2 separate regions of the Homo sapiens genome follow, and region 1 is linked to region 2. Evidence: chromatin loops called from intact Hi-C (ENCODE). Cell type or tissue: mammary epithelial cell. All regions are shown on one strand. Links, peaks and the distances in the headings refer to the core of each region. The heading gives the core; the rest is flanking DNA.

Evidence for each region. A loop is a pair of places that touch in the nucleus more often than their neighbours do. Peaks named below come from ENCODE experiments on the same cell type or tissue, not always from the same donor. Only the 100,000 strongest peaks of a DNase experiment are listed, where the experiment ranks them.
Region 1: a loop joins it to region 2, with 2.5 times the contacts of the local background. A loop is called at or near these places in 6 of 110 quality-filtered maps.

Annotation. Positions count from the first base shown.
Region 1 is chr1:44,028,981-44,044,341 of GRCh38, forward strand. It overlaps LOC107984948 (a long non-coding RNA gene), which reads left to right and starts at 1,434. Exons shown (of 2, transcript XR_007066054.1): 1 at 1,434-1,569; 2 at 10,927-11,456. It overlaps LOC124904168 (a long non-coding RNA gene), which reads right to left and starts at 6,794. Exons shown (of 4, transcript XR_007066055.1): 1 at 6,703-6,794; 2 at 6,275-6,445; 3 at 4,665-5,340; 4 at 3,563-3,747. SLC6A9 (solute carrier family 6 member 9) reads right to left here and starts at 2,482. Exons shown (of 14, transcript NM_001024845.3): 1 at 2,326-2,482. It also overlaps a transcript of KLF17 not described here. RefSeq lists enhancers at 1-416, 417-974, 1,616-2,212, 5,731-8,685, 7,069-7,213, silencers at 1,084-1,633, 1,954-2,023, 13,082-13,255 and a cis regulatory region at 7,132-7,149. In mammary epithelial cell, for the core only: a CTCF peak has its summit at 7,783 (motif pointing left); DNase peaks (open chromatin) are centred at 7,771 and 10,121; H3K27ac peaks cover 411 bases.
Region 2 is chr1:43,657,716-43,673,076 of GRCh38, forward strand. It overlaps KDM4A (lysine demethylase 4A), which reads left to right. Exons shown (of 22, transcript NM_014663.3): 4 at 2,583-2,697; 5 at 5,179-5,372; 6 at 7,981-8,030; 7 at 8,737-8,840; 8 at 9,239-9,376; 9 at 10,057-10,304; 10 at 11,385-11,584; 11 at 13,790-14,160. LOC124904165 (a long non-coding RNA gene) reads right to left here and starts at 10,117. Exons shown (of 3, transcript XR_007066050.1): 1 at 10,029-10,117; 2 at 9,143-9,397; 3 at 5,915-7,276. RefSeq lists enhancers at 2,067-2,743, 2,744-3,419, 6,526-6,605, 6,896-6,955, 8,597-9,796 and a silencer at 2,743-3,037. In mammary epithelial cell, for the core only: no CTCF peak of the experiment used is centred there; DNase peaks (open chromatin) are centred at 9,186 and 11,416; H3K27ac peaks cover 2,100 bases.

The DNA.
Region 1 (15,361 bases), core at 3,450-11,449, 370 kb after region 2:
CTCTGGTTTCTGCTGGTGCAGTGGGAGGAAACCGGTGCCCGACCCAGAGGACGAATGCTGGTGAGGCTGCAGGTTTGGTGCGGGGACAGGAGGGCTGGCTTGGACAAGCTGGTCTGAGCTGCTTGTGAGCCAGATGTTGAGACATCAGCCACAGAACCCTGGCCCACCTTGACAGTCTCACCGCTGAGTATCAGACAGGACTGTCAGGTCAATCAGTTTTAACGGTCCATCTTGGCCAAGCCCTGGAGTCCTCACGGGGGATGGAAAGGTGACAGGCTCTTTTCCTAGCTTGAAGGACCGCACAGTTTAGTAGACAGAGGAAGAAGCATAATTTCCATTCACTGTGTTGGAGGAAGTGGAGGAGCTGTGGGAGCAGGAAACAGCCCTTAGTTCTACCTGGGAGCCCAGGTCAGCAGCCTGCGGCCATCTGCCGCCACGTGAGACTACCCAGCACTTGCAGAGGGCTCCTGCTTCATGCCTTTGCCCCGGCACCCGTTCCATGTTTTTTGAGCACCCTTGTCTCCACTTCCACCTGTATGTATCCTACCCATCCTCAAAACCTATCCCAATGCTATTATCTTCATGAAGCCTTCCTAGGTCCTCCCCGTTGCTGTCAGCCTTCCTACTGTACCCCCACGCTTGCCACACGTAGCAATTGAGGCATGCTTCCTTGTGCCCAAGTCTGGCTCCCCACTAGATGGAGAGTTCTACCAGGGCAGAGGCGTGATTCTTCTGTGTCCCCAGAGCCGGGAACTGAGCAGGTACAGCCGCAGTCGCCGCATAGGCCAAGTAAAGGGGGCGTTTTCTCTGCGGTCCTTGGAAACACTTGGGCATGCTCAGTGTCGCCCATTAGTCCCTAGAACCAGTCCCCTCACCCACTACTCTCCAACCTTCTGATGCTCCCTCACTTTGGCAGTCTTTAACCTTTCAGGTTTTTCTCTTTCCCCACTCCTCGCCCTGCAGCCTTTATTTCCCAACGGCCGCACCCTCACGCTCCTTTCAGCGGAGAAATAGACCGCGCTTTGTGCGGAAGCTGTCAGCGAGCAAGCGTCCCGTCTCCTTTAAGAGTGATCCGCGAGGGGGTGTGGCTTGCGGAGAGCAGGCCCGAAAGGGGGTGCGGCTCCTTTAAGTATCCGCCGGCCCGAGGCGCGGAGGCCTCCGGCCGGCGGGCAGGGGCGCGGTCGGTCTGGGAGCAGCGGCACCGCCCGCAGCGTCCCGGTTCCTCGAAGTGGGGCGCGTCCGCTTTAATCGGGGAGAGAGATGTGGGGGCACGGGCGTTACATCAGCCGCCACGTGTGGGCCTAAGCTGGCGTGGAGGCGGCGGCCCCGCCCCCGGCCCCTGCGGTGGAAAAGTACCGGGGCGCCGAGGTCCCCGCCCCACGGCCCCGCCCCCGGGCCGGCACCGGCCCCTCCCGGCCCTCCGGGCAAGCCCCACTCTCCCGCCCGGCCCGGCCCCGCCGCCTGCTCGAGATCTGCAGTGGCTGCCGGGTGCGGAGCGCCGGCCGGGGGTGGGCTCTCCAGGGCTGCTAGGCCCCTGCCCTCACCTGCGGCCGCCCGGCCCCGCCCTAGGTGTGCCGGTAATGAGGGTTGGGGTGGGGAGGGCACGGATTCTTCCCAGGGTAGCAACCCCCAGAGAACTCCCGGCTCGCTCGCAGTCCCTTCCCAAAGCCGCGGCCAGAGCGCGGACAAAGAGAGGCTGAGTGCGCCAGGACTCTCCCGCGCGGCTTCCCGGGTCCCGCGGGCGCACGGGCACTGGAACCGGCACCGGGAGGGCAGATAGGGAGGCAGGCCGGCTGGAGGGGCCAGATAGGCAGCCAGGCTGGCGGGCGCTGAGAGGCGATGGAGCGAGCGGGAGCCCGCACGCTGGGTGCAGGCACGGCCGACTGTCGACCCCTGCAGGCCCCCAGAGCGCAGAACCACTGGCTCCTCGGACGGACAGTGCCACGCTCTGGCTCCGGCGCTACCCGCACAGCCTGCGCCCGCCGCCCCCGATCGAACCGGCGTCTGGCGCCCCCCCGCCACCCCACGCAGGAGCTCCCCCCACTTCCCTCTCCCTCCCGCTTCAGCTCCTTGGTGACAGCGGTGACACCCAGACGCGCGCACCTACCCCGATCTTTGCGGCGAGACAGACATCCCGGTGCGTGCACCCACACTCTTACCCACAGATGCCCGCATACATGCGCGATCACACACACACACACACACACACACACACACGCACACGCTGGTCCTGGGGCTCAGCCCCGCGGAGCCGCCGAACACTCAGACCGACGGCAGGACAGACGGAGGCGCGGGCCCCAGCGTCCCTTCCCCCAGCCCCCTTACCATGCTGCAGCCCCCGGCCCAGGCGTGCTGGGTCCGCACCGCGGTGCGCCCAGGTGGCTTTCTTAAAGGGAAAGTTGCATCAGCCTCCCGAGGCTCTGTGCCGCGCCGAGTTCGCCCGCCCCGCCGCGCCGCTCGCAGCTCTTCCACAGCCTGTTGTGTTTTGGTTTCGGGGAGGCGGGGGCTAAGAGTTTGGTGAAAGTTTGAAGAGTGGAGAAGGCTTGGGAGATCTAGCCAAGTCCCTCCCCTACCCGAACGGCTCCCCTGGCCGTCCTCCCCTCTCCATCCCATCCCCTCCTCCCGTGCCGACTTCTCAGGCTCCTCCTCCCAGGGAATAAAATTACAAGTCTCTCCAGCTTTCAGATGATTGATCCCCACGAACCCCTGGGAGTGAGCGCCACAAAGGAGTCCCCTTCTCCGCCCCTGCCTCGCTGCCCTCCAGCTGGGGCCCTTGAGCAAGCAGATGTGGGCCCCTTCGGGCTAGGCTGGAATGAAGCCAGAAGGCCTGGGGCACTATGGGGGGCTGAGGCTGGAGTTAGCCCTCCAGGCCCCTGGCCTTCTGCGCCTGCGTTTCCCCTAGAGAGAAGTCAGAGCAAATTCCATTCCCTTTGGAGCAGAGCCGCTAGAGACTGTGGGCATTGCTGGGTAAGGCCTAGGTCCTACTCCTTGGAACTGGAGGGCTCGGGGTAGCCCTTTCTCAAATTTCCCTCCTGGACCACCGGCTTGGTCAGCTCTACTTTTGAGGTGGTGTTACAGGGGCTGCAGACACCAACCTGGGATCCCTCCTCCTTCCATGGTGAGACAGACCTGGGTTACAATCTCAGCTAAAAAAGAGTCTTTGCCAAAAGGAGCATGGTGAGCCTCGGTTTCCTCCTCTGTGAAACAGAGAGAAGGGGCTAAGGAAATGCATGTGTGTGTATATAAAGCCCATTGCTCCAGGCTGCCTCTGGGGAGTGGTGGCTGGCATTTGGAATGAGCCTCCCACATTTGCATACCTTGTGAGAGCCACCACCTTTCATGGAGAGTGGCCAGTTAGTTCTGTCAGAGGAACTGGTTTTTGCCCCAACCTGAGTAGGGCATCTGCTCAGGGAAGGGGCCCAGCCCACAGAGGCAATTTCTACTTTGGACCCTGAGTCCTCACCATTTTCTGGCCAGGAAACAGTTTAATTTTTTTCCTTGGGACAGTCAGCCTCCAAGAAGCGAGTGCACACATGCCAAACTCACGTGAAACCAATTGTTGAGTGAGATTCCAGTTTATTAATTTATCAGAGGCACTGAACAAGATAACAGGCATCAAGCCCAGGCATTCCCTGAAATGCGAGCTCTCTCAGGCCACACGCGGTCCATTCCACAAACCTTCCTCAGAGCCAAAGTACAAAGACAGCTCTCTGTTGTCTCCTATTCACATTGGACTCCTGATCAGATCTGGGAAGACACCTTAGTCTTATCAGCGAGATTATTTTCACTTTTACTTTGTCCCCAAACCTAGTAGGTATAGCATGTTTGGGATTTTTAGTCTCCTACAAGCCAAGTGCAGGTGTTTCTTGCGTGAGTTGTGTGCACACACACCTGGATCTAGGCAACCTGTTGTGTCTGTGCCCCCAGACACCTGAGCCCCGATTGTGTATTTGTGTAGGTACATCTGTGGAAGACTGATTGTGTGCACTGCAGCAGGTCTGTGTAGTTATGTGTGTGCTCAATTCCTGGGACTGGGCAGATGGGGTCCAAGCCCTCTATATCTCTCCTGCCAGGACGTAACTTCCTCCATAAGTTTTTTTTAGGATCTTCCTCCTTGCCTCCTCGCTGGGGCTCATCAAAAGGGATACCACCCCAGGGAAGGCAGATGGAGGATGTCGAAGAGGCCCCCAAGTAGAGGAAGGCGGACAAGGAAGAGTATGAAGGGGAAAAGGCCTCCCTCCTTCTCCCTTCCAGCAGTAGGCTGGGGTGGGGACAGGCCTAGAAGAGGGCACTGAGCGCTAAGAACACTCAGTGAAGATTCCGAGAGTTTTCATGGCTCAGGGAATCCATATGAAGGGAGGCAGGTGTAGGGTGCTGCAAGCCAGACTTCCAGGATGCCCTCAGGCCTAGGGGCTTGGGGCCTGGGCTGTTAGAAGAGAGGAGGATGGGTGCTCAGGGGCCAGCCCTCTGAGGCTCCGTCAGAAAGAGGAAGGCTTGGGGACTAACCTAGGGACAGGGACGTGGGGTGAAGAGAAAATTTTCCTTGGAGTGTTTAGGGAGATTGGGGATGTTGGCCAGAGGGCTTTATTAGACTAACACTGGCATAGCTCAAAGTCTATTTGTATACATAGAAACAGATTCATGGATATGTGTGTTTTACCCACCTTGAACCAGAAAGAGCTTCAGGAAACCACACAGCTGTGTCCTGAGGAGACACTTGTGAGAAAGATTCTGGTTTGAAAAGTCATCTTCCTGAGACAGGGACTAGAGAGGCTGTTTTTTTCCAATCAGAATGAGGCCCAAAGGAGGCAGGTTTGGGCCCAGCCCGGGTGGGAGCTGGGATAGCCTCCGTCCCTGGCTGTGAGCCCCTGGCTCTGAGCAGCTGGCCTGCAGGGTGGGAAGGGCATGGCCAGCCTGGGCCACTGTGGGGCGGGCAGGGGGATCAGGACTGAGGACAGACTGGGGCAGGGGAGGGGATGGGGGACGGACGGGGTCAGACATTTTGACGGGCCTGCTTCTTCCTGGGGCAGGGCAGCAGTTGGGCTGGGGCCCACCCACCACCCACTGCAGGCTGAAATGTGGCTCAGGAGCCTCCAGTTACTGCAGCCAGTGGAGCTATTTCCTGGGAGGGCTGCATCCAGCGTCAGAGCCCCCAGGGCTGGCTGGTTTCCTCGAGTGGTGTCATCAGCCTGCAGGATCAAGGCCTCTGTTTCGAGATGCACATAGTCAGCTTAGGTGTGTGTCTAGTAGGAATATGAATAATGCCAGACTTGGGCCACTTCTGGTGGTCACTGCAGGAGCTGGCAGCACTGGGCACCTTGATGGAGTGGTGCTGGGGGCCTGCTGAGAAGGTGGGGGAGGGTGGACATTGCCTGTAGTTGAAGCCAGGCCTGGCCAGGGGTCTCCACCTCCTTAGAACCCCAGCCTCAGTAGCCAGGAAGCATTACTGGGAGGTGCCTGCCTGGGCTCTGCTCTCAGATTCTTCCTTTCTTGAACCTGGAGCCCAGTGGTCAGTGCCTGGCACCTCCACTGCCCTGTCCCAATGCAGAGGAGCAGGTTAGATTGGTTTCAGACCTGAGAGCTGTCTCTGGGGCTCCAGGTACCCCTTAGGCCATCCTGTTGTGGTTTCTCTACCCCTGAAACCCCGCCACCCCAGCCCTGCCACCCCAGCCTTGGGGCAGCATAAGCCAATCATGGGGTTCAGAACAGGGGTTCCGGGCTGGACCTCAGTGGCTCCAGGTAAAATCAGGCATATAGACAGGAAGTATTGACTTTGGCGTTGTCCAAGGGGCAGCCCCAATCTCCAGAGCTTTCAACACCCAGACTCCTCAATCGCTTTGAGCTCCCAAAGTCCTGAATTCCCAATGTCAAGGGTGCCAGAGCACCCAACACTGTAGAGGACCCAAAACCCAGAGCCCCCAGTGCCAAATTCCAGGGGGCCTGGGGTACCCAACATCCAGAGCACCCAATGTTCATAACATTCCATTTTCAGAGTGCCAGTGTTCCAATTCACTGCACCTGGAGGGAGGGAGTGGGGTCCCTGCATAACCAGGGTCCCTACATAACCGAGGTCCCTTCAGTGACCTATTATCTGAGGAGTGGCCATGACTGAAGTTGGGGCTGGGGTGGTGCTGGCAGTTGTAGTTCTTCCTCGATGCTCCCATCCTGGGTCTGGAGAGGTCGAGCAGGCTTGCAGGTGGGATGGCGTTCCCTCTGGCCTCAGCCCAGCCTGGTCACAGGCCCTGTGGCACTGAATGTCCATTTATTCACTCACCAAATATTAGTGCGCATCTGCCATGTGCTGGGAATTGAGCTCCTCTCTGGGAGTACAACCGTGAGAGAGAAGGGGTTCCTGTTCTCCCAGATGGGACAGGTGACATTGTGCCTGTGCTGGTATGTCCGTGTGGTTCAGCCATCTGTGGCCCACGTGTAGCTGTGGGCATGGCTATGAGAATGAATGGCTGTGAGTGTGATGGTGTTGGCGTGAGGCTGTGCCTGCAGCCCACATCAGCAAGTTAATGTGTGTGACTATTATGGTGGGTCTGGCTGTGTCCGTCTGTCTGGCCATCCTAATAATCTCTCTTTGCCTCACTGCTATTTCAAGGATTGGAAGTAAGGCCCCCCTTCCCCTCAGACCCGAGGTACTGAGGGTCAGGCCTCACTGTAGGGAGGAACAGGCTGGTTCCTGAGCTAGAGACTGACCCCAGAGCTGCCCTGCTGCAGGGCTAAAGATTTCTCCTACTGCTCCTGCCCCTGCTGGACCCAGAGCCTCTTTGGATTGGGAAGACAGGAAGAGGGGTGGCTATAAGCCGAGCAGTCGACACCAAAAATAGCCATCTGCCCTGGGGAGGATCCTCTGGCACCACTCTCTCCTCCAGTCCAGCCCAACCCGGCCCACTGACTTGGAGCCTCAGTAGGGCTCCTGTCTGACTCCACTTCCCCAACTCTTATCTGAGTAACCCTCTCAGACTCAAAGGAGGGACACAGCAATGATGTCACTACAAATTATGGCATCATAAAGAGCTCTGGCAGCATCACAAGGAGTGACCCCAGACCGCGGGCGGGGCTCCATCTGCTGGTAGCTCCCCAGCAGGGATGGCAGGGCTGGATAAGCCCTGCGTGGGGCCCTGCCTTATCTGTCCCCCACACATATGTGATAAGCCTCTTACCATGGGCTGGCCCAGGGAGCAGGTGGGGAGCAGGCCGGAAGAGGGGAAAGGCCAGCTGGGGCTGGCTGAACTCCAGGGAAGAAAGCCAGGGTCAGGGAGTCCTGGCAGAACCCCAGCAAGGGGAGATGCAGGGTCACTGTTGGGGGCAGTGTGGAGCTGTGGTTAGGGCCATGGATTCTGAAGCCAGGCTGCCTGCATTTGTATTCCAGGTCTCCACTTAATGGCTATGTAAGCAGACCTCAGCTTCCTCAATATTCCTCACCAGGAATACTATTAATATTAGCAGTGACTATCAACCACGGTATTGTTGTGGGGATTAAAGGATTTAATGTGTGTGAAATCGGCACAGAAGAGGGCCTGGCTCACAGAAAGCCCTCATCCATCCTCCTTCCTAGATCTGATCTTCCCTGGGAGCTGCCCACCATACCCAACAGCCCACTTGTGTGGCCGGGGCCTAGGTGGGGTTCCCAAAAGCTGCCCAGCCCCACACACATCCCACACCTACCCTGTCTGTAATCACCCTGAAACTCCCCAGGAATCCTGGCCTTTTCAGCATATTTTCTTCCAGCAATCTCCCCAGACACATTGTGGCCCTGGTGCCCTCTGGTGACAAAAGCCATACATGGCAGTTACAGCTGCATCCCCAGCACACATTGGGCCAGACAAGGTGCTGCCCCTTGTCTGATTATTTTGTGTCATCACATCAAGTTTTCAAAGTAGGAATTTTCTGTGTTTTCTAGAATGAGAGCTCAGGCAGGTTAACTAATTTGCTGCAGGTTATAGAACTAATAAGTGGTAGAACGTGAACTTGGATTCAGGTTGGCCTGTGTCCAAAACGTGAACTTGAATTCAGGTTGGCCTGTGTCCAAAAGCTATTATTTCACCCCATGCACAATATACTAGGGGGGATGTGCTGGCATGGCCACGGGGCCCAGTAGATGTTTTACATTATGAGCCATTCTCCTAGTTTGAGTATATCTATAGTTGAGTGTATGGCCATTGAGATTCTCCATCTGTGAATATAGAGCAGTGTGACCTGGTTTTGAGCACAATAAGGTTGGGTGTTGGCTTTTTTGTGGCTCTGTTGTGGCTGTATGATTGGATTGTGTGAGTGCAACCATGGCTGGGCTTGTTGTGAGAGATTAGCCATGGTGTGTGGGGCTGGCCTGACTCTGTGTGTGTGTGTGTGTGTGTGTGTGTGTGTGTCGGTATGACTGTATTGTGGAGGGGTGTATAGCCAGTGGGATTGTGTGGGGAAAGGTGACGAAGGGCCCTGAGTTCCCAGCGCCACTTGCCTTTTTGGTCCCAGGCCTGCATCTGCTCACCATGACTGCATGATGGATGGCTTCACATGCCAAACACGCTCCCAGGGGCCTACTCGGGTTCTCCTTCCCCCAACCCCCCTTTTATTTTTCGAGGAAGTAAAGCAAATAGTACCACAGATGGAGTTGGTCTTCCTTTTTTCCATGGGATATTTGTGAAAGCATTTTACATGCCTTTGAGTGATATCGAAAAAGAAGTGTCATTTTTAAAAAGTCAATGTGACTATTCTAATTAATTTGAACATCAGTTCTCAGGGTGTTGATTGCAGATCCCTGGGAATCTTTAAGACTCTTACAGGGAATACACAAGGCAAAAGCTATTTTCCTAACAATACTAAATTGTTATTTGCCACTTTCAATTTATCGATATTTGCACATGATGTAAGAGCAACGGTGGGTGAAACTGTTGGCACCTAAGCATGAATCAAGGCATGGCACCCAACTGTACCAGTAATCTTTGTATTCTTCTCCACCATGGTGCATGACTAGTAACAATAGGAGGGAAAAAAGGGCCAGTTTTGCCTTATTTATTTATTTATTTATTTTTATTTTTGGGATGGAGTCTCACTTCATCACCCAGGCTTGAGTGCAGTGACACGATCTAAGCTCACTGCAACCTCCACTTCCCGGGTTCATGTGATTCTCCTGCCTCAGCCTCCCAAGTAGCTGAGATTACAGGGGCACACCACCACGCCTGGCTAATTTTTGTATTTTTAGTAGAGACAGGATTTCACTCTGTTGGCCAGGCTGGTCTTGAACTCCTGACTTCAAGTGATCCACCCACCTGGAACTCCCAAAGTGCTGGGATTACAGGAGTGAGCTACCATGCCCAGCCTCAATTTTGCTTTAAAAGTCCTTGGTGAAGCAGTACAATTATTATTATTATTATTTTTTTAAAGGCATCTGTTTTTTGTTTGTTTGTTTTATACTTTAAGTTCTAGGGTACATGTGCACAACATGCAGGTTTGTTACATAGGTATACATGTACCATGTTTGTTTGCTGCACCCATTAACTCGTCATTTACATTGAGTATTTCTTCTAATGCAATCCCTCCTCCAGTTTCCCACCCCACGACAGGCCCCAGTGTGTGATGTTCCCCTCCCTGTGTCCAAGTGTTCTCATTGTTCAGTTCCCACCTATGAGTGAGAACATGCAGTGTTTGGTTTTCTGTCCTTGTGAAGCAGTAAAATTATTGTTTTGTGGTTTCATGTATCAGTAGTTATTTTATTTTTATTATGGATTGGTATTTCATCATACAGATAGATAATTTGCTTAAATATTTACATGTTGATGGACATTTAGGCTGTTTTCCGTTTCTTGGTATTATGAATAAAATTGGTATGCACATTCATGTGCAGATCTCTGTGTGGACGCATATTGTCATCTCTCTTGAATTAATACTTTGGAGTGGGATTGTTGGAGCATATGACAGGTACTTTTATAAGAAATTTCCAGTTTCCCAAAGTGGCTGTACTATTTTGCATTCTGATCAGCAATTTTGAGACTTCTAGTTGCTCTACATTCTCACCAACATTTGGCATTATCAACCTTTTAAACTTTAGCAATGGTAATAAGTGTACTGTGGTATCTTATTGTGGTTTTAATATGCAATTTCCTGATGATTAATGATTTGAGCATCTTTTCATGGACTTTTTGCCATTCATGTATCTTCCCTAGTGAAGTATTCATTCAAATCTTTTGACTGTTTTTTTTTTTAATTAAAATTCTTTTTGAGACAGGGTCTCACTCTGTCCTTTAGGATGGAGTGCAGTGGCATGAGGCTCACTGCAGCCTTGACCTCCTGGGTTCAAGCCATCCTCCCACCTTAGCCTCCTGAGTAGTTGGGACTACAGGCCTACACCACCATGCCTGGCTAATTTGTTTATTTTTTATAGAGACAAGGTCTCACTATGTTATCCAGGCAGGTCTTGAACTCCTGGGCTCAAGCGATCCTCCCACCTCCCAAAGTGCTGGGATTGTAGGCATGAATCACCACGACTGGCCTTTTTGACCATTTTAAAAATGAGTTTGCATTATTGTCACTGAGTTGTAAGAGCACAAATATTTTCACAGTCTGTTTCTTATCTTTTCATTTTCTTAACAGTGCCTTTCAAAGAATAGAAGTTTTTCATTTTGATGAAAATCAATTATTTTTTCTTTTATAGTTTGTACATTTTGAGTCCTATCTAAGAAAATATTTACCCAACTCAGGGCCCTCAAAGATTCACTCTATGTTTTTGTCTAGAAGTTTTATAACTGTAGCTATTACTTTAGTTCTATGATCCATTTTGCTTTATTAAATTGTGCAAAGGAAGGAGTTGAGCTTTGTTTGTCTTTGTGTCTGTTTTGATTATGGATTTCCAATTGTTCCAGCACTATTTGTTGAAAATACTGTCCTTTTTCTATTGAATTAACTTGCGATCTTTGTCAACAGTCAATGGATCATGAAGATGGAGGTGGTGGCTCATGCCTGTTAATCCCCACACTATGAGAGGCTGAGGCAGGAGGATCACTTGGGGCCAGTAGTTTGAGACCAGCCTGGGCAACATGGCAAGACTCCATCTCTACAAAAAAATGCAAAAAGAAATCAGTGGACCATGTATGTACACATCTATTTTGGATTCATGCCTGTAAGATACTGAGCGTCGACCAGGCGCAGTGGCTCACAACTGTAATCCCAGCACTTTGGGAGGCTGAGATGGGTGGATCACCTGAGCTCGGGAGTTCGAGACCAGCCTGAACAACATGGAGAAACCCCATCTCTACTAAAAATACAAAATTAGCTGGGCATGGTGGCGCATGCCTGTAATCCCAGCTACTCGGGAGGCTGAGGCAGGAGAATCGCTTGAACCTGGGAGGCAGGAATTGCAGTGAGCTGAGATTGAGCCATTGCACTCCAACCTGGACAACAAGAGTGAAACTCCGTCTCAAAAAAAATAAAATAAATAAAAGATACTGAGCATCTTTTGATCTATATGTCTTTATGCCAATACTACACTGTACTGATTATTTTATATTGTCTAAAAGAAGCAGTAACATTATTAACTTTATTGTCTTAACCCTTGAATATATGTCTTTGAAATATTTTGTGTGACAAAATGGGAAGTATGCTTATCTCAAGGAAAAGCACTTACGCAATTGAATTGTGAACTGAATGCACCAAACACCAGTTTTACTTAAAAGAACAAATGACAAACTATAGTTATCAGACTTGGGTCTTTGGCATACTTTTTCTCAAAGGTGAATCAAGTGAGCCTATCAATTCAAGGGAAAAAAAATTAGTGTTTGTTGCCAGTGAAAAAATTAGCGTCTTCAAGTGAAAATTAGGATTTGAAAAACTTATATCTACTTACAGTGAGTTTGAAAGCTTTCAATTCTAATGAGACCAGTGATAGCATTAATGAGTGTGCTCTTTAAAAAATATTGTATAATGAAATGTGTCAACATTTGGGAGATCTGCATAACTCAGTGAACCAATATTTTCCAAATGACCAATACATGATGTTACAAAATCATGCATGAGTAAAAGAGCTATTCAAAGTGCAAGACAGACCAGTGGAGTGTAACGTTAACAGAGTATGAAACGTTCACGTAGTAACTAACTTTTAAGAAACTACCACCTCGAGTTTTGGTATGGAAGAAAGAAGAATTTACTGAAAAGGCTATTAAAATACTTCTCTCTTTCCCAACTACATACTTTATGAAGCTCAGTTTTCATCACATATTTTAACCAAAGCAACCCATTGCAACAGATTGAATGCAGAAGCAGCTGAGAATCTAGCTGTCTTCTACAAGCCAGACAGTAAAGAGATTTGCAAAAGTGTAAAACGATGCCACTGTTCTCACTAACATTTTTGTTTTAGAAAATATACAGCTCTCTGGCTGGGCGTAGTGTCTCACGCCTGTAATCCCAGCACTTTGGGAGGTAGAGACGGGTGGATCACCTGAGATCAGGAGTTCTAGACCAGCCTGGCCAACATGGTGAAACCCCGTCTCTACTAAAAATGCAAAAATTAGCCAGGCATGGTGGCGGGCACCTGTCATCCCAGCTACTCAGGAGGCTGAGACAGGAGAATCACTTGAACCCAGGAGGTGGAAGTTGCAGTGAGCCGAGATCATGCCATTGCACTCCAGCCTGGGTGACAAGAGCAAAACTGGGTCTCAAAAAAAAGAAAATATACAGCTGTCTTTCATAGATATAAGTATATTTTCAGTGAAAATATAACAAAAGTATTGTTATTTTGAATTAATATATGTTTTAACTTTCAGTTTTAATTTTGAATACATTGAAGATCATGAGATAAAACCACTTAAAAACTCTTTAGGTTCTTAATTTTTTAATTAAGAACCCAATTTTTTAAATTAAGAACCTCAATTTTTTTGAGACTCTGTCTCAAAAAAAAAAAAAAAACCTGAAATTTTTTGCCCTAAACCTTTGTTCATATGAATGTACTATTAAAGAATAAGTTTATTTTACCGCTACATTCTAGTGCATATGAGCTACTGATTTTTAGCATGTTCCCAACGTGGTTGGCAGCATCTCTCTCCCTCGTGGAAGGTGCGTGTTGTCACCTTCTGCCCACACGGCCCCTGGTTTTCTCCCTCGATGGGGGAGAAAAATGGATCCCTTCGTAGTTACTGCCTCCAGGACGTGTGACACCAGCTGGCCCGCCATGGGTTTGAAGCAATTTCTGGTGATCTTGCTTAATTCTCTCTCTTCCATTTCCAAGCACACTATTTATTTATTTATTTATTTAGAGATGGTCTCGCTCTGTCACCCAGGCTGGAGTGCAGTGGTGTGATCACAGCTCACTGCTGCCTCGACCACCCAGACTCAAGTGATCCTCCCACCTCAGCCTCCTGAGTAGCACGTGCCACCATGACTGGCAGGTGCTAAAAACGAACTGTTTTTTGTTTTATTTTGGAGAGACAGGGGTCTCACTGTGTTGCCCAGGCTGGTCTCGAACTCCTAGACTCAAGTGATCCACCCACCTTGGCCTCCCAAAGTACTGGGATTATAGGTGTGAGCCACTGTGCCTGGTCCTCTAAGAACATTTGTAAAAATGCTATTATTTTTGCACACTTTCTGTGTTAAGAACTTTACATTCATTTTCTCATTTAATCCTCACAATGACCCTGTGAGCTAGATACTGTTATTATTCCCATTTTATAGATAAGAAAACCCAACCTCAGAGAGATTAGGGGAAACCTGTGGGAATGTAACCGATTTTAAATCCTCTTTAATGTATAGATAAAAATTAAAGGTGAGCTTAAATCCCTTTAAATTTATACATTTAAAAAATTGTTCATCTAAAGTTTAGTACTTTAACAATTGTTCTTAGTAACAAATTACCACTAAAGGGTTAGTAACAAATTACCACACCAGCACAGATCCCCCACCCTTAAAACTGAGCCCCAGCTGAGCCCTCACATTGGGCCCTTACCCTTGAGTCCCCTGAGGCCCCGTGCTGTGTTCAGGGCATGTGTGCCCCAAACGTGAACCCTTACACTGGTGTCTTGCCTGATTTTTTTCCAGAACCTTAATACTGAGTCTTCATACCCATTTTCCTCACTGGAACCTCCCTGAGCCCTTACTTGAGGCAACATGTGTGAGCTCTTCACCTGTCTACATGTCTGACCTGCTGGTCAGCCCTGACACCAGAACCCCACGCTTGAGTCACTTAACTAGCAGCAGAGTCAGACTCTGAGACCATCCCTTTAGAGGGAGCAGCAGAGGAAATGGGAGCTGGAGGGGAAGGGAGTGGTGGAGATGGGGGTGTGAACTGGGAGAAGCAGGCATGGGGGAAAACTCTGGGCTGTCAGCCCCTAGCTATGGTCGGGAATGTTCCCAGGCAGCACTGACCTTTCACCCCCACCCGCCTCGGTGCGATGATTGGCTGTCTCTGCCATCCCCGCTTCCGGGACCAGAAGCCACCTCTGGAGCAACTGGGGCATCCCCATGGCAACCATGCCAGGCCAGGTTGGGAGAGGTGTGGGGCTCCTTCACAGCCTTTTATTGCCCCAAAACAGGTTGACACTCTCGTCCTGGTAACCCTCAGGGCCCTGCAGATCACAGTGTCCAGAGAGGAGGGGCTGTTGCTCCTAGCAGGTCTCTTGATTCAGGAAAAAGCGTTTCTCTGGTCTCAGCCAGATCCTTCCTGGGCTGATCTGTTGGGAAACCCAAGCTCTCTGTCCTTGGGCCCCTAGCCCCTACCAACACCCTCCTAGCGCATTCTAGCAGGAGAGCGAGAGGGAGTGGAGACAGTCTGAACTCTTCCCTCTGCCCACCTGGGTGTGGGCTTGGTGAGATACTGAGGCTGGGGTGTCCACCTGAGTCCGTGGAGGGAGGAGCGACTACGGTGCGGTGGGGGCGAGGCCACTCAGGGCTTTGTGACCTAGACAGAGGATTTATGTGGGTGATTAGCTGTCACGTTGGGTCTAAGCTCCTTACCCTCAGAACCTAGCTTTCCTGCCTGCCCCCAGGGCTAATCCAGAGGTGGGGGAGGGGCTAAAGACACTGGGCTCTGCCAGGGGCCTTGGTAGGTGCCAGTGACCCATTCTGTGTAACCAGCTGTGGCCTGTTCTCTGTGTATTTCTGCTTTTGTGGGTTTCTCTGGCTCTTCCTGCCTTTGAATATGTGCACCTGGGTTTCCTTCTATCCCTCTCTCCATGTATGCCTTCTGTGCTGTGAACAGCTCTGTGACCCTGACTCTGGGAAGCTGTGGTTGTTGGCAGAAGGCAGGGACACCACTGGGTAATGGGTCACACAAGTCTCAATGACCGGACTGTGGTTGACAGAAAGTCTTGGGGACACAGATTTGTAGCTGGCGTGGGGTTTTCGATAACACAGGGTCCAGGTGGCAATGTAT
Region 2 (15,361 bases), core at 4,856-12,855:
CCTTTTTTCCCTTTTTGTTAAGGCTTTTTCTTTTCTTTTTTTTTTTTTTTTTTGAGATGGAGTGTCGCTCTGTCACCCAGGCTGGAGTGCAGTGGCACAATCTTGGCTCATTGCAGCCTCCGCCTCCCAGGTTCAAGTGATTTTCCTTCCTCGGCCTCCCGAGTAGCTGGGAGCCCGCCACCACGCCCGGCCAATTTTTTTGTATTTTTAGTAGAGATGGGGTTTCACCATATTGGCCAGGCTGGTCTCGCTTTTTCTTCTTTTAGCACACTTGTTTTCCTTTTAAATTAACCAGCCCTATGTCTATTCCTTTCGTCCTAATACATAGCAGATTACCTTTAAAGTAAAAACATAACTTTTTTTTTTTTTTTTTGAGACAGAGTCTCGCTGTGTTGCCCAGGCTGGAGTGCAGTGGCACAATCTCACTCACTGCAATCTCTGCCTCCCAGGTTTAAGCGATTCTCCTACCTCAGCCTCCCATGTAGCTGGGATTACAGGTGCCCACCACCACGCCTGGCTAATTTTTTTGTATTTTTAGTAGAGACGGGGTTTCACCATGTTGGTCAGGCTGGTCTCGAACTGTTGGCCTCAAGTGATCAGCCTGCCTTGGCCTCCCAAATGCTGGGATTACAGGCATGAGCCACCGTGCCCAACCTAAAAACCTAAATTCATGAAACAGATTAGTTGACAATAGGGGAGTTAATTGTATTTCAGAGAGAATGTTAGGTCTCTAAAATTTATTATTCCCTAGGTTGACATTAAAGTGTAAGGCAGTTACTTAGTCAGATTTTTTTTTTTTTTTTTTTGAGATGGAGTCTTACTCTGTGGCGCGGGCTAGAGTGCAGTGGTGCTATTTAGGCTCACTGCAATCTCCGCCTCCTGGGTTCAAGCAATTCTCCTGCCTCAGCTTCCCAAGTAGCTGGGACTATAGGCGCCCGCCACACCACCCGGCTAATTTTTTGTATTTGTTGTAGATACAGGGTTTCACCATGTTAGACAGGATGGTCTTGATCTCCTGACCTTGTGATCCGCCTGCCTGGGCCTCCCAAGTGCTGGGATTACAGGCGTGAGCCATTGCTGCTGGCCAGCTCTGCTAATTTTTAAAGTTTTTGTAGAAATAGGATTTTGCCATGTTGCTGGTCTCAAACTCTTGGGCTCAAGTGATCCTCCTGCCTCAGCCTCCCAAAGTGTTGGGATTACAGGCATGAGCCACTGTACTTGGCTAGTTTGAATCTAAAAGAAGTTTTTTTTTTTTTAATTAAATTTTCAGTATTAAGCTAAAGAGTATAGATATTTTTAGACTGGGTGCATTGGCTAACTTCTATAATCCCATCACTTTGGGAGGCCGAGGTTGGAGGATCACTGGAGGCCAGGAATTTGAGACCAACCTGGGCAACATTGCAGGACTTCATTTCTACAAAAAATAAAAACACCAGATGTGGTGGTGTACACTTGCAGTCCTGGCTACTCGGGAGGTTAGGGCAGGAGGATTGCTTGAGCCCAGGAGTTCGAGGCTACAGTAAGCTATGATCACACCACTGTGCTCCAGGCTGGGCAGCAGAGCAAGGATCTTGTATAGTTTTTTTTAAGGTATAGTTTTCTTTTCTTTTTTTGAGACAGAGTTTTACTCTATGGCCGAGGCTGGAGTGCAGTGGCGTTAGTTAGCTCAGCTCACTGCAGACTCCTCCTCCTGGGTTTAAGTAATTCTCCTGCCTCAGCCCCCACCCTAAATAGCTGGGATTACAGGCGTGTGCCACCACGCCCCTCTAATTTTTGTATTTTTAGTAGAGACCAGGTTTCACCATGTTGGCCAGGCTGGTCTTGAACTCCTGACCTCAGGTGATCCGCCCCCGCCAGGCCTCCCAAAGTGCTGGGATAACAGGTGTGAGCCACACCCCTGGCCAAAGTGTAGATATTTTTATGGCTTTATGTAGATAGGTAGATATAAATATGCGTATATGTGAGTACGTATTTTCCTAATTGGAATATTGGATGTGCAAAAATCTATATTTTTAGAGCTATTTTATATTTTTACTAAAATATTTGTTGTTTTTAGGAGTGATTACTTGGTGAGTGTCAGCCACTGCGTAGGGCGCTTGGGCATATAGCAGGGGTACTTACAAATGAGCCCTCTTGGAGCAGCTTCCTTTTGGCTGGTTCAGGGAGGTGAATGCTGTTGGAAAGCCTTAGCTCTTCACATGCTGCTGGGTTTTGGTTGTCTGTGGATATGTAGGGACCTTGGGTCTTGGTCTGTAAGCCCATTTTCTCCCTGGGTGGCCACCTGAATCTAGCAAGGTGTAGTTTAAGTAGAGTCTCTTCAGAGAGTTGAGGATGTTGTGCTTGTTAAGGAAGACCGGTTTACATCTGTGTGTACATTACCTTCCTCAGGCTTCCTCAGGCCCAGTGCTCATGGAAGGGACGTTGAGGGACTGACTACGTATTAGAGCCTTGAAGGCCAAGATTATGCCTTGTTCATTTGAAATTCTTGCTGTCACTGGAATAGGGGATTATGTCTTGTAATGTTCATAATGCCTAATAAACCCCTGTAAGTGGTTTACATGTTTCTTTTTACTTTCAAAAAGGTACTGTACCCCACGCTATAGTGAGTTTGAAGAGCTCGAGCGGAAATACTGGAAAAATCTTACATTCAATCCTCCAATCTATGGTGCAGATGTGAATGGTACCCTCTATGAAAAGGTGAGGCTCACTGGAAACCCTCTGTGCAGTGTTTTTGTAATTTTGTAATACCTTTTTTTCGGCCCGGCACGTAGTAGGCACCTAAAAGCTGTTTGGTGAATGGGTGGATGAACAGATGATCTACCCCCAGCTGATGTTGCTGTGCTGGCCTAATTGTGGGCCATTTTGCATGTGACTGAATTTTATTTCTCCTGCTTTACATGTGAATTGGATGATGTGGTGTTCTTTTCAAGGGTTGTTAGCATAGTCGGTGGGTGGTAGCTGATGAGTTCTTGAAAGGGTGGGTTGGCTCTCAGATAATGAAATGAGGCAGTGTGGTTTCTGCAGAAAAAAGATGACTGACTAATCTAATGAAAGGGGTATACATTTAAGAAGAGAAATACATTTAGATTTTTCAGAACCCTCAAACAAGATTCTGTGGCAAAAGCTATTTTAACCACTTTTATTGGCTTGAAATCCTGCCTTAAATATGGTGAAAGGGGAGAATATTTGGGAATATCTTCAGATGACTGAAAAACAGTAGGGCATTCAGGGATTATCACTCATAATTGTTTTCATATTTTAATTTTTTTTTTTTTTGAGACGGAGTTTCGCTTTTGTTGCCCGGGCTGGAGTGCAATGGCGCGATCTCAGCTTACCGCAACCTCCGCCTCCCGGGTTCAAGTGATTCTCCTGCCTCAGCCACCTGAGTAGCTGGGATTATAGGCATGCGCCACCATGCCCGGCTAATTTTGTATTTTTTAGTAGAGACGGGGTTTCTCCATGTTGCTCAGGCTGGTTTTAAACTCCCGACCTCAGGTGATCCACCTGCCTCAGCCTCCCAAAGTGCTAGAATTACAGGTGTGAGCCACTGCGCTTGGCCCATATTTTAATGTTTTTATCAATTATTGGAAGAGTTAAAAAAATGAATTCCAGGCCGGGTGTGGTGGCTCACATCTGTAATCCCAGCACTTTGGGAGGCTGAGGTGGATGGATCAGGAGGTCAGGAGATTGAGACCACTCTGGCTGACATGGTGAAACCCCGTCTCTACTAAAAATAAAAAAAAAGTAGCCTGCAGTAGCGGGCGCCTGTAGTCCCAGCTACTCTGGAGGCTGAGGCAGGAGAATGGTGTGAACCCGGCGGGAGGCAGAGCTTGCAGTGAGCCGAGATTGCACCACTGCACTCCAGCCTGGGTGACAGAGCAAGACTCTGTCTCAAAAAAAAAAAAAAAAAAAAAAAAAAAAAAAAGAATTCCAGTTTTGTTGATAGCAGTTTTTGGGGGTCAGGGAAAGTCAGTCTTGTAGGGATGAATGGCAGGAAGATGCTGTAAGGATCTGGGATGGAGAGCTACAAAAGTCAGGCATAATAATAATACAGGACCTAGTTATGGGAGATGGGCTCCCAGCTGGCCATTACAACTCGGGAAAAGGATATTCCACATTTTTTATGAAGACACTGCCTGGTGGAAATCAGGGCTAAAAAGCCACAACATTGCCATAGTTTTTTGTTCTTTTGTTTTTGAGACAGAGTCTCGCCCTGCCACCCAGGCTAGAGGTTAGTGGTATGATCATAGATTACTGTAACCTCAAACACCGGGGTCAAGGGATCCTCCTGCTTCACCCTCCCAAGTAGCTGAGACTGCAGGCACATGCCACTTCACCTGGCTACTTTTTTTAATTTGTAATTTTTTTGTAGAGACTGGGCCTTGCTTTGTTGCCCAGGATGGTCTTGAACTCCTGGGCTCAAGCAATCCTGCCTTGGCCTCCCAAAGTGTTGAGATTACAGGCGTGAGCCACCACACCTGGCCCACTGTCATAGTTCCCATGTTTTGCGATTTTTTTTTTTGTGGTCATAGAGTTTTTTTTCTATTTTGACCTAAATTTCTTTAGCATCAGTTCAAACTTTTCCTCTTGGGGTTTCAAACAGGTGACTCTTGGTCGGGCGCGGTGGCTCAGGCCTGTAATCCCAGCACTTTGGGAGGCCAAGGCGGGTGGATCACAAGGTCAGGAGTTGAAGACCAGCCTGGCCAAGATGGTGAAACCCCGGCTCTACTAAAAATAGAAAAATTAGTTGGGCATGGTGGTGGGTGCCTGTAATCCCAGGTGCGCGGGAGGCTGAAGCAGGGAATTGCTTGAGCCCGGGAGGCGGAGGTTGCAGTGAGCCAAGATCATGCCACTGCACTCCAGCCTGAGCAACAGAGCGAGACTCCGTCTCAAAAACAAACGAAAAAACAAACAGGTGACTGTCATCTCTTTATTCATCTTTCCTACACTAGTATTCACAAAGTAATATTTGCCCTTTGAAGGTAAATGGTGTCAGTTCCAGTGGTAGCCGTGAAAGTCAATGAGGAATGCTATGGTCTTCACGTCCATAGTGTTTTGACATTATTCCCAATGTTTGTCAGAGATGACAGCTTACTTGTGACCTACTCTGATTTGTAGGTTCAGAGCCTCGGTTTCTATGCAAATGTAACTTGCCCTGGACTGTCATTGCCTTTGCAGCATGTTGATGAGTGGAATATTGGCCGGCTGAGAACAATCCTGGACTTGGTGGAAAAGGAGAGTGGGATCACCATTGAGGGTGTGAACACCCCATACCTGTACTTTGGCATGTGGAAGACATCCTTTGCTTGGCACACTGAAGACATGGACCTCTACAGCATCAACTACCTGCACTTTGGAGAACCAAAGTCCTGGTACAGTCTGCCTGCAGTCGGCACCGGGCTTCTATGCTAGAGCACGGGCTCATGTTCATTGTGCGTGGGAAGCACCTCAGGATTGTGTTAAAGGGCAGACCCTGGTTCAGGCTTGGGGTGACATTCCATGTTTTAAACACACTTTCAAGTGCTAAGATGCTTGCTGTTGGAGCTCTGGTGCTCGGACCACCTTTTGAGTAGGGAGGCTTTAGAGAGCAGGGTGCTGGCAGTTACCCAAAGACACGGGGGCTCTTCCAGGCTATCCCACTGCTTTCTAATTTTTTTTCTGAACAGGCCTGAGGCATTTCTTAGCAGCAGACTTCCAAGACTAGAGTCACTCTCTCAGATGACAGAAAGCTTTCTTTTCGTCATGGAAAAAATACTAATACTTGGGGAGCAGCAGTGTGTGCTTAACACATAAGGGATTGCGAGGCTATTCAGCATGCTTCCTGTTCTCCAGAGTGTTATTCTTGTTGGTGAGACAAACATTGGTTCTCTCTCCTCTCTCTGTGCTGACCCATCTTTGAGTCTCAGCATTTTTTTTTTTCTATTTTGAGACAGGGTCTCACTCTGTCACCCAGGCTGGAGTGCAGTGGCACCATTATGGCTCACTGCAGCCTTGACCTCCTGGGCTCAAGTGATCCTTCTACTTCAGCCTCCCAGGTAGCTGGGTTTACAGGCGTGCACCACTATGCCCAGCTAATTTTTTTCCTTCTTTTTTTTTAGGGTAGAGATGGGGTCTCACTATGTTGCACAGGCTGGTCTCAAACTCCTGGGCTCAAGCAGTCCTCCTACTTCAGCCTTGCAAAGTGCTAGGATTACAGGCATGAGCCACTGTACCCGGCCCATCTCAGCATTTTAGTGAAGGTGCTGCAGATAACAGCAGTGAATAAGATGGATGAGATACCTACCCTCACACAGATAGGAGACTGGTCAGGAGGTAGAAAGTGTGAGAGAATGCTCATACGGTGTGGGGACAGCTCTGAAGGGGAAGAAGTGGGTGCTAAGGTCCACATAAGAAGGATAGATGGGATTAAAGAAGGCTTCTTTCAAAGAGGTGACAAGTGAGACCTAAAACATGAGAAGGACATAACCGGGTGGAGTGGTGGTGGGCTTAGCAGCTGGGAGATTGAGGGAAGTGTATCCAGGCAGTTGGAACCACAGACGCAGAGCTCCTGGATTAAGACAGCACATGAGGGCCAGGCGTGGTGGCTCACACCTGTAATCCCAGCACTTTGGGAAGCCGAGGTGGGTGGATCACCTGAAGTCAGGAGTTGGAGACCAGCCTGGCCAACATGGTGAAACCCGTCTCTACTAAAAACACAAAATTAGCCAGGCGTGGTGTGTTTAGGGAGCTAGGGGGAGTCTGCTGTAGTTTGGGTGCTGTGTAAAACGATGAGAAGTGAGTGATGAGGCCGGAGGGGACATCATGGGGCACATTATGGGGAGTCATGAAAACCATATCCACTTTCAGGTCTTTTTTCAGCATCTTCAGCCATGTTCTTTCTCAGGGGTTTTCCTTTCTTCTTTCAAGTGCTCTCCAGTTTCTAATCTTGGGGGAAAGAACCTTTTGAGCCTATGATTATCTCCTAACTACTGTCCTGTTTTTCCTTCCTCAGAAGGCTAGACTTGTAGGATGTGTAAATGTAGCTTTTGTGTCTTCACCATTGTTTACTCCAAAATTCACTGCTCCTGGATTTTTGAATTCTCTTATAAAAGAAGGTTTTCCAGTTATTATATACATTCTTAGGTCCTCTGAAGTGGGACCTCCAGAGCCTTCTGTATAGGGTTGCCTGATGGATCCCAGAGTCCTTTAGGTGACATTTTTGTCAACTCTTCTTCTCTGTTTTGTTTTATAATGAAGCTGTTTGCAGTGGGAGGATTTGTTGTTACTGTGGAATAATCTTCAGAAGAGATTAAAAAGGTTAAAACAGAGTTACTGTGAGTTTCAGAATATAAAGTTTAACAATTTTGCAAAAGTTTAATAGTCCTAGGTGTTCTTTTTTACTTTTCATTTTTTAGGAAGAGCAGTTTCTATGGTGTTTAGACACCCTACTGGGTAGAGAGGTAATTGATTGTTGGGTAATCAGTATATGTAGCTGTTGGGGAGATAAAGGGAAAGTGGGTTCATCAGCAGATACGGGGCTAGGTCTCTTAAGTGTCAGATCCATCTTTCACTTTGTTTTCCATCTTCCTCTTGCCTGCCCCCAGTTAGGCCTTTCAAGCATTTAAAAATACTGAGCATTTTTAAATACTGAGGTTATATAGTGACATCCTTCTTTTTTTTTCTTTTAAAAAATGTTATTATATGAACAACATTATAAAGGAGAGTAATATTATGTACCGTAAATCCTGGCTCATGGTGAACACTTAATAAACATCTTATTAAGTGAATGAATATAGAAGAAATAAATTCACTCACCTTCTTTATGGGCTCCTTACTCCTGTGCCCAAACAGTCTAATATTTCATTTTTTCAGATTCCTTTCTACTGCTTGGGAAGTTAAAAAAAAAATCTGCTATTTCAAGGTGTTTTGAGAGTGGGAATAAGTCCCTTAGCTTCTGTACCTGCCCTCCACCCAGCCTCTGATGCTCTCATGTGATTGCAGGTACTCTGTTCCACCTGAGCATGGAAAGCGGTTGGAACGCCTCGCCAAAGGTACTGTGTCTCTTCTGTTTGCTGGATTGGACCCTCCTATGAGCTGTGCTCCTTGCTCTGCACTAAAATGTGCGTTCCCCATGGTCAGATACTTGCAGGTCCTGTTGCAGGCCTGCAGACGGGGGTGAGCCACACTGGTTACCTTAAGAGGGCAGTGACGGAGCCTTTTCTTCCTTTGTCCTGACTGTCTGTGCCTCAGTTTTAATGAGCAGGGGTGTTTCTTTGACCAGCGATAATGAACCAGACCCAGTATGACTGGTGTTTCCACTAAAGACCCAAATGTTAAAGAAAAAATTGAACTTTATGCTTTGTTTCTTTTAAGTGGACTTAGATTTGTATGTCTGGAGAACATAGGAAAGCCTGGGTAGATGATACTACAGCTGCATTACTGAAAAAAGATCAGGGATACAAGTGACTGGAGAAAAGGTCCTAAATAGTTTCAAAGCTCTATAAGAACAGAGGCAGCTTGGGTGACCTTGGTTTCCCAAACAGGATTTCATTACCCACGTAATGCCCTACATGGGAGTGAGCCTAGAGGCTCATTGCAGAATCTTAGAATTGGTGCGGAGCTATAAGGATCCTCAGAGGTCACATTGGTGATGCATCCTCTTTATCATTCCGATGAGAAGCACAGGTGTGAAGTGACTCCAGGATTGCGGAGCTAGTGTGGAGCACTGTGTTAACCTGTACCCTTTCAATTAAATAGGCTTTTTCCCAGGAAGTGCTCAAAGCTGTGAGGCATTTCTCCGCCACAAGATGACCCTGATTTCCCCGTTAATGCTGAAGAAATATGGAATTCCCTTTGACAAGGTGAGCTGATGTTACATGCCAAAGTTCTCAGGCACCACCCTTTCTGGCCTTTGTTTTACAGTTTTATTCTAGTTCATCACTATACCAAGAGGGGGCCAAAGCTTAAATAAACTATGTAACAACACTTTGATCTAAGAGCATTAAAGGTGGGGCCACTGTAGCTTCCTGGTGCCAGAGGAGAGTCAGATCCCCTAGAACAGTGTTCATTTGGAGGAATGGTTAATTATAGTCATGTCATCTGATATGTCTGGGCTTTGCATTTTATAGAAGACAGCAAGGACCCCAGGGGTTTTATGACTTACCCTTTGTTACTCAGCTAAGTTGTGGTGGAGCTCAGAATTCCAGTTCTGTGGACTTCTGCCATTTGAAGCAGCTGCTTCAAGTCTGCTCTTGTTCAGGTGACTCAAGAGGCTGGAGAGTTTATGATCACTTTCCCTTATGGTTACCATGCCGGCTTTAACCATGGTTTTAACTGTGCGGAGTCTACCAATTTTGCTACCCGTCGGTGGATTGAGTACGGCAAGCAAGCTGTGCTGGTAAGTCTGCTTGATTTCTTTCTATAACACCATGACAAAAATGAGCAAATTCTGGTTAGATACGTTGGCTGGTGATTAGAGTATTTCTTTGAGCTGCTGGAATTCAGAAACAAGCAGCTAGCAATGTGTCAGAGTACTAACATTTTGTGTTCATAAGGAATTTTTAAAAATGTGTTCAGAATTGGGAAGTATAAAATGAGGTTCTTAAGTCCATTAGGCATTAAAACCACATCCACACACGTTAATACTCTTGTTTATCCATTCCGAGATTTCTCTGTTGAAATTTTTAGGGGTTTCCTTTACTCTAGGGAAGCAGCAGGGTCGGGCCTTTGACTGATAGTAGTAGACTTGCTTGTGTGTTCCTGGCTTGGACAGGGAACAAGGGCAGGTGGCTCACCGTCCTGGGGGCCTAAGTGCAGAGCCTAACCACCCTCTGTGACCCCGAGTTAGTGCCCAGGTAGATTTGCCCCAGTAGCATGTGCTCTCTGCCTTTTTTTCCCTGCTTCCCTTCATGTTTGAAGGTCCTGCAAGGATAACATGCCCTCAGCCTGTGAACCAAAACAATCTGGTTATAAACCATCTTGCACTTGTTTCCATGTGGAGGGAGGAGCTAGGACGTGGGGGTGAGTTGGAAGCAGCAAGGTATGCTCACCTGGTGCTCTTCTGGTTCCTGCTGACAGTGCTCCTGTAGAAAGGACATGGTGAAGATCTCCATGGATGTGTTTGTGAGAAAGTTCCAGCCAGAAAGGTACAAACTTTGGAAAGCTGGGAAGGACAACACAGTTATTGACCATACTCTGCCCACGCCAGAAGCAGCTGAGTTTCTTAAGGAGAGTGAACTGCCTCCAAGAGCTGGCAACGAGGAGGAGTGCCCAGAGGAGGACATGGAAGGGGTGGAGGATGGAGAGGAAGGAGACCTGAAGACAAGGTAACCCAGCAGCCCTTTTGTCCTGGCTGCGTGAGGGAGGGATGTCTGGGTAGGTCCTGTAATCTGTGGAGAGGCTGTTTCTTGTTTTTTTTGTTTTGTTTTGTTTTTGTTTTTGTTTTTGTTTTTGATGGAGTCTCGCTCTGTCGCCCAGGCTGGAGTGCAGTGGTGCGATCTCGGCTCACTGCAAGCCCCGCCTCCCGGGTTCAGGCCATTCTTCTGCCTCAGCCTCCCGAGTAGCTGGGACTACAGGCACCTACAGCCACGCCTGGCTAATTTTTTGTATTTTTAGTAGAGACAGGGTTTCACTGTGTTAGCCAGGACGGTCTCGATCTCCTGACCTCGTGATCCGCCCACCTCGGCCTCCCAAAGTGCTGGGATTACAGGTGTGAGCCACCGCGCCCGGCCGAGGCTGTTTCTAAGATGCCGTTTGTGCCTTGGCTAAGGGAGTGTTCTTGGTAAAGGCTCCAGAAACCTGAGAGCCAGAGCATTCAGGCACTTTCTGAATGAGAGACCTGTAGTGGGCGTGTAGTCTGCTGGAGCAAGGCGTCAGTTATATGAGGGTCGGGGGCATTTATGTGCGAAGGTCGGGCTCCCTCTGAGCCAGAAAAGTCATGTTTTCTCATCATATCAGAGAGTCTTTTAAAAAGAAGTGTAGTGAGGATGAGACTCAAGGGCATTGGTAATGTCGTGATTTAAGTCTGCAGTGCTATTGGTGGCTGAGCCAGGGGATCTGTGCTCTGAGGAGAATTTATCCTGGGCCATATGGGAAAGAAAGGAGGAACCGTTCCTTGGTACCTGCTATATGCCAGGCACTTTGCCAGCTACTCTGCATACCTTTTCTTAATCCTCACAACAAATCTGTTAGGTGGGTGGTAATACCTGTATTTTCCAGATGATTGAACAAGGTCAGAGAGGTGAAGTCCCTTGTCTCAAGTCACAAATAAGAGGTGTCCCTGAGTTTTGAGCCAGGCCTGACAGGCTCTGGCCATTCACTTTGGGTTGTGTGTGGATGTGTATGAATGTGTTTGAGTAAGTGGATGTATATGTGGGCTCTTAAAAGATTTGCCCTCTCCCTTGCAGCCTGGCCAAGCACCGAATAGGGACAAAGAGGCACCGAGTTTGTCTTGAAATACCACAGGAGGTGAGTCAGAGTGAGCTCTTCCCCAAGGAGGATCTGAGTTCTGAGCAGTATGAGATGACGGAGTGCCCGGCAGCCCTCGCCCCTGTGAGGCCCACCCATAGCTCTGTGCGGCAAGTTGAGGATGGTCTTACCTTCCCAGGTTAGTTGACTATGGTGTATTTTCCACAACCCTAACTCATATATGTGTCCCGTGTTAGATGCCATATTGAGTGCTGGGTCAGAAATAAAAAAGGCAGAGTGACAGGTCCGTGAGCAGATAGCATACTTGGAGTGTGAGAAGTGCTTTGGGTAGGGATGTACAGGGAGGACTGGACACGTAGGGAAAAGCTCCTCCCTCTGCCTGGTCAGGGGTCAGGGAAACACTGGAGGTTTTGGTGAAGGTGACTCTTACAAGGTAAGTAGGACCTTCCCAGGCGGACAGAGAGAGAGGAGGGATGTAGAAAGGGAGTCCCAGATGGGAGGAGCAGGGCACAGGCATGGAGATGGGAATTTTTTTTTTTTTTTTTGAAATGGAGTCTTGCTCTGTCATGCAGGCTGGAGTGCAGGGGCGCAATCTTGGCTCACTGCAACTTCTGCCTCCTGGGTTCAAGCGATTCTCCTGCCTCAGCCTTCCAACTAGCTAGGACTACAGGTGCCTGCCACCATGCCTGGCTAATTTTTTTTTGTATTTTTAGTAGCGATGGGGTTTCACCGTGTTGGCCAGGCTGATCTTGAACTCCTGACCTCAGGTGATCCGCCTGCCTCGGCCTCCCAAAATGCCAAGTGGGATTACAGGCGTGAGCCACTGTTCCCAGCAGAGATGGGAAATATTAATAGCATGGTCCACTTGGGGGAACTGGTGGGGAGTTTCCCTCAATTGAATATTAGGGTGGAAGGCAGCTGTGTGACCAGAAGGTGACGCTGGAGAAATAGGAGATGATGTAGGGCTGTCTGCCATTTTCATTTGCTCACTTGGAAGCTTAAGAAGCCATTTATATTTTAAGAGAGGGAGTGGTGTGATCAGTGCTGTTTAGCAGTCACTTGGAAGGTCATTGAGGCTAGATTTGTTAGAGAAAGGCTTGTATCTGTCTTGGGTCAGGTATGACCCAAAGATGTGGTCTGCCGACAGCCAGGCAGCACTGTGGACTGACACCCTGGGCTGGGCTGGCTTCTCTTCAGCAGATTTTCTTTCCCTTTTTTCTCTTCAAATTTATTTATTTATATTGACAGATAAAATCGTGCATATTTGTCTTGTACAACATAATTTTTTTGTTTGTTTTAGAAACGGGGTCTTACTGTGTTGCCCAAGCCTTTGTGAACACAGCTCACTGCAGCCTCAACTTTCTGGGCTCAAGCAATCCTCTTGCCTCAGCCTCTCAAGTAGGTGGGACTACAGGCATACACCACGCCTGGCTAATTTTTTTTTTTTTTTTTTTTTTTTTGAGACGGAGTCTCACTCTGTCTCCCAGGCTGGAGTGCAAAGGCATGATCTTGGCTCACTGCAACCTCCGCCTCCCGGGTTCAAGTGATTCTCCTACCTCAGCCTCCCAAGTAGCTGGGACTACAGATGCTTGCTACCACGCTGGCTGATTTTTGTATTTTTAGTAGAGACGGGGTTTCACTCTGTTAGCCAGGATGGTCTCGATCTCCTGACATCGTGATCCGCCCACCTCAGCCTCCCAAAGTGCTGGGATTACAGCAGTGAGCCACCATGCCTGGCCCATGCCTGGCTAATTTTTAAATTCTGTAGAGACAGAGTCTGACTTTGTTGCCCAGGCTGGTCTTGAACTCCTGGGCTCCAGCAATCCTCCCATCTTGGCCTCCCAAAGTGCTGGGATTACAGTTTTGAACTACTGCTCCTGGTCCAACATGATTTGTGAAGTATATATAAGTTGTGGAATGGGTAAATCTAGCTGTTTAAAATACATATTCACATAGTGGTCATTTTTGCAGTGAGAACATTTAACATCCACCCTCTTAATATTTTTCAAGATCTTTAGATTTTCTAGCATGGGCTAGGTAGCCAGGTCTCTGCTGAGCTCAGACTTGCATTACCTGCAGGAGACTTTGGAGGAAATGGCAGCTGCCCCTTACTGAGTGTCTGCTGAGTGCCAGGCGGTGCTCAGGAGTCTTATTTATGAGCCCTGTAGATCTGTAGTAGCATCTTCTCATTACAGAGGAAGAAGCTGGAGGCCAGGAGGCTGAGCAAATAGCCCTGGCTCACAGTGCCCCTCAGTGACAGAGCCAGGATTGGAAGCCAGGTCCCATTCCCCGCCCATGTTCCTTGTGCTTTGCCCTCTGCCTTTCATCAGGTTCACATGTGCAGGAGGAACTTGGCTCTGTCTAATGTGTATGTGTGTTTCAGATTATTCTGACTCCACTGAAGTCAAATTTGAAGAGCTTAAAAATGTCAAACTAGAAGAGGAGGATGAGGAGGAAGAACAAGCAGCAGCTGCCTTGGATCTTTCTGTGAATCCTGCGTCTGTAGGGGGACGCCTTGTCTTCTCAGGCTCCAAAAAGAAATCATCTTCTAGCCTGGGCTCTGGCTCTTCACGGGATTCTATCTCTTCTGATTCAGAAACTAGTGAGCCTCTCTCCTGCCGAGCCCAAGGGCAAACGGGAGTTCTCACTGTGCACAGTTATGCCAAAGGGGATGGCAGGGTCACTGTGGGAGAGCCATGCACGAGGAAGAAAGGAAGCGCCGCTAGAAGTTTCAGTGAGCGGGAGCTGGCAGAGGTATGGGCTCCAGGCAGTGGTGTGGGGTGGGGAGCTGCCCTGGAGGACACCCTGTCGGGAGGGGATCTGTGTGGGGGAGGGAGGTGGATCTGTGTGATGGAGGTGCTGCAGGAGGGCAGGAGAGACCCTCAGTCAGTGCCTCTAGCCAGCAGTGGTTGTGTCAAACAAAAGCCTGGGGTGGCATTCACTCTCCCAGCTTGTTCTTTGCTGGGAGTTGCTTTTCTGTTATCCCTGTGGCTACTGATTCCAAGAATTGCATCAATGCAGCCTGAGTCACAGCAGCAGATCCTCCTCAGCCCACTTGGATCACAATGCCTTTTTTTTTTTTCTTGAGATAGAGTCTCTGCTCTGTTGCCTAGCTAGAGTGCAGTGGCATGATCTTGGCTCACTGCAACCTCTGCCTTCCAGGTTCAAGCAGTTCTCCTGCCTCAGCCTCTCGAGTAGCTGGTATTACAGGTGTGTGCCACCACACCCAGCTAATTTTTGTATTTTTAGTAGAGACAGGGTTTCACCATGTTGGCCAGGCTGGTCTGGAACTCCTGACCTCGTGATCTGCCCACCTCAGCCTCCCAAAGTGGTGGGATTACAGGCGTGAGCCACTGTGGCTGGCCTTTTGTTTTTTTTTCTTTTTTTTTTTGAGACGGGGTCTCGCTCTGTTGCCCAGGCTGGAGTGCAGTGGCACGATCTTGGCTCACTGCAAGCTCCGCCTCCTGGGTTCACACCATTCTCCTGCCTCAGCCTCCCGAGTAGCTGGGACTACAGGCGCCCACCACCACGCCCAGCTAATTTTTTGTATTTTTAGTAGAGACTGGGTTTCACCGTGTTAGCCAGGATGGTCTCGATTTCCTGACCTTGTGATCCGCCTGCCTTGGCCTCCCAAAGTACTGGGATTACAGGCGTGAACCACCGTGGCTGGCCTTTTCAACTGGGGTAGGCAGGAACTCTTCCTCTGATCCTCATTGCCTTAGCGGCACCAGGGTTAGAATGGCTGCTGTTGGAGCCCACGTGTTTGGAGGTTTGGGATCAGATGAGATGACCTTTCTTACCTTGAAATTCAAGGGTTTTTTTCTTACACCTCTTGACTGCCCTGTAGACTCCCAGTATGACATTGATAGAGCATCCTTTTGGAGACCAAGATGCATTCCCAAAGCTATAAACACGAACATGTGTGTTCAGGCTTCCTCCTTAAATACATGTTGTC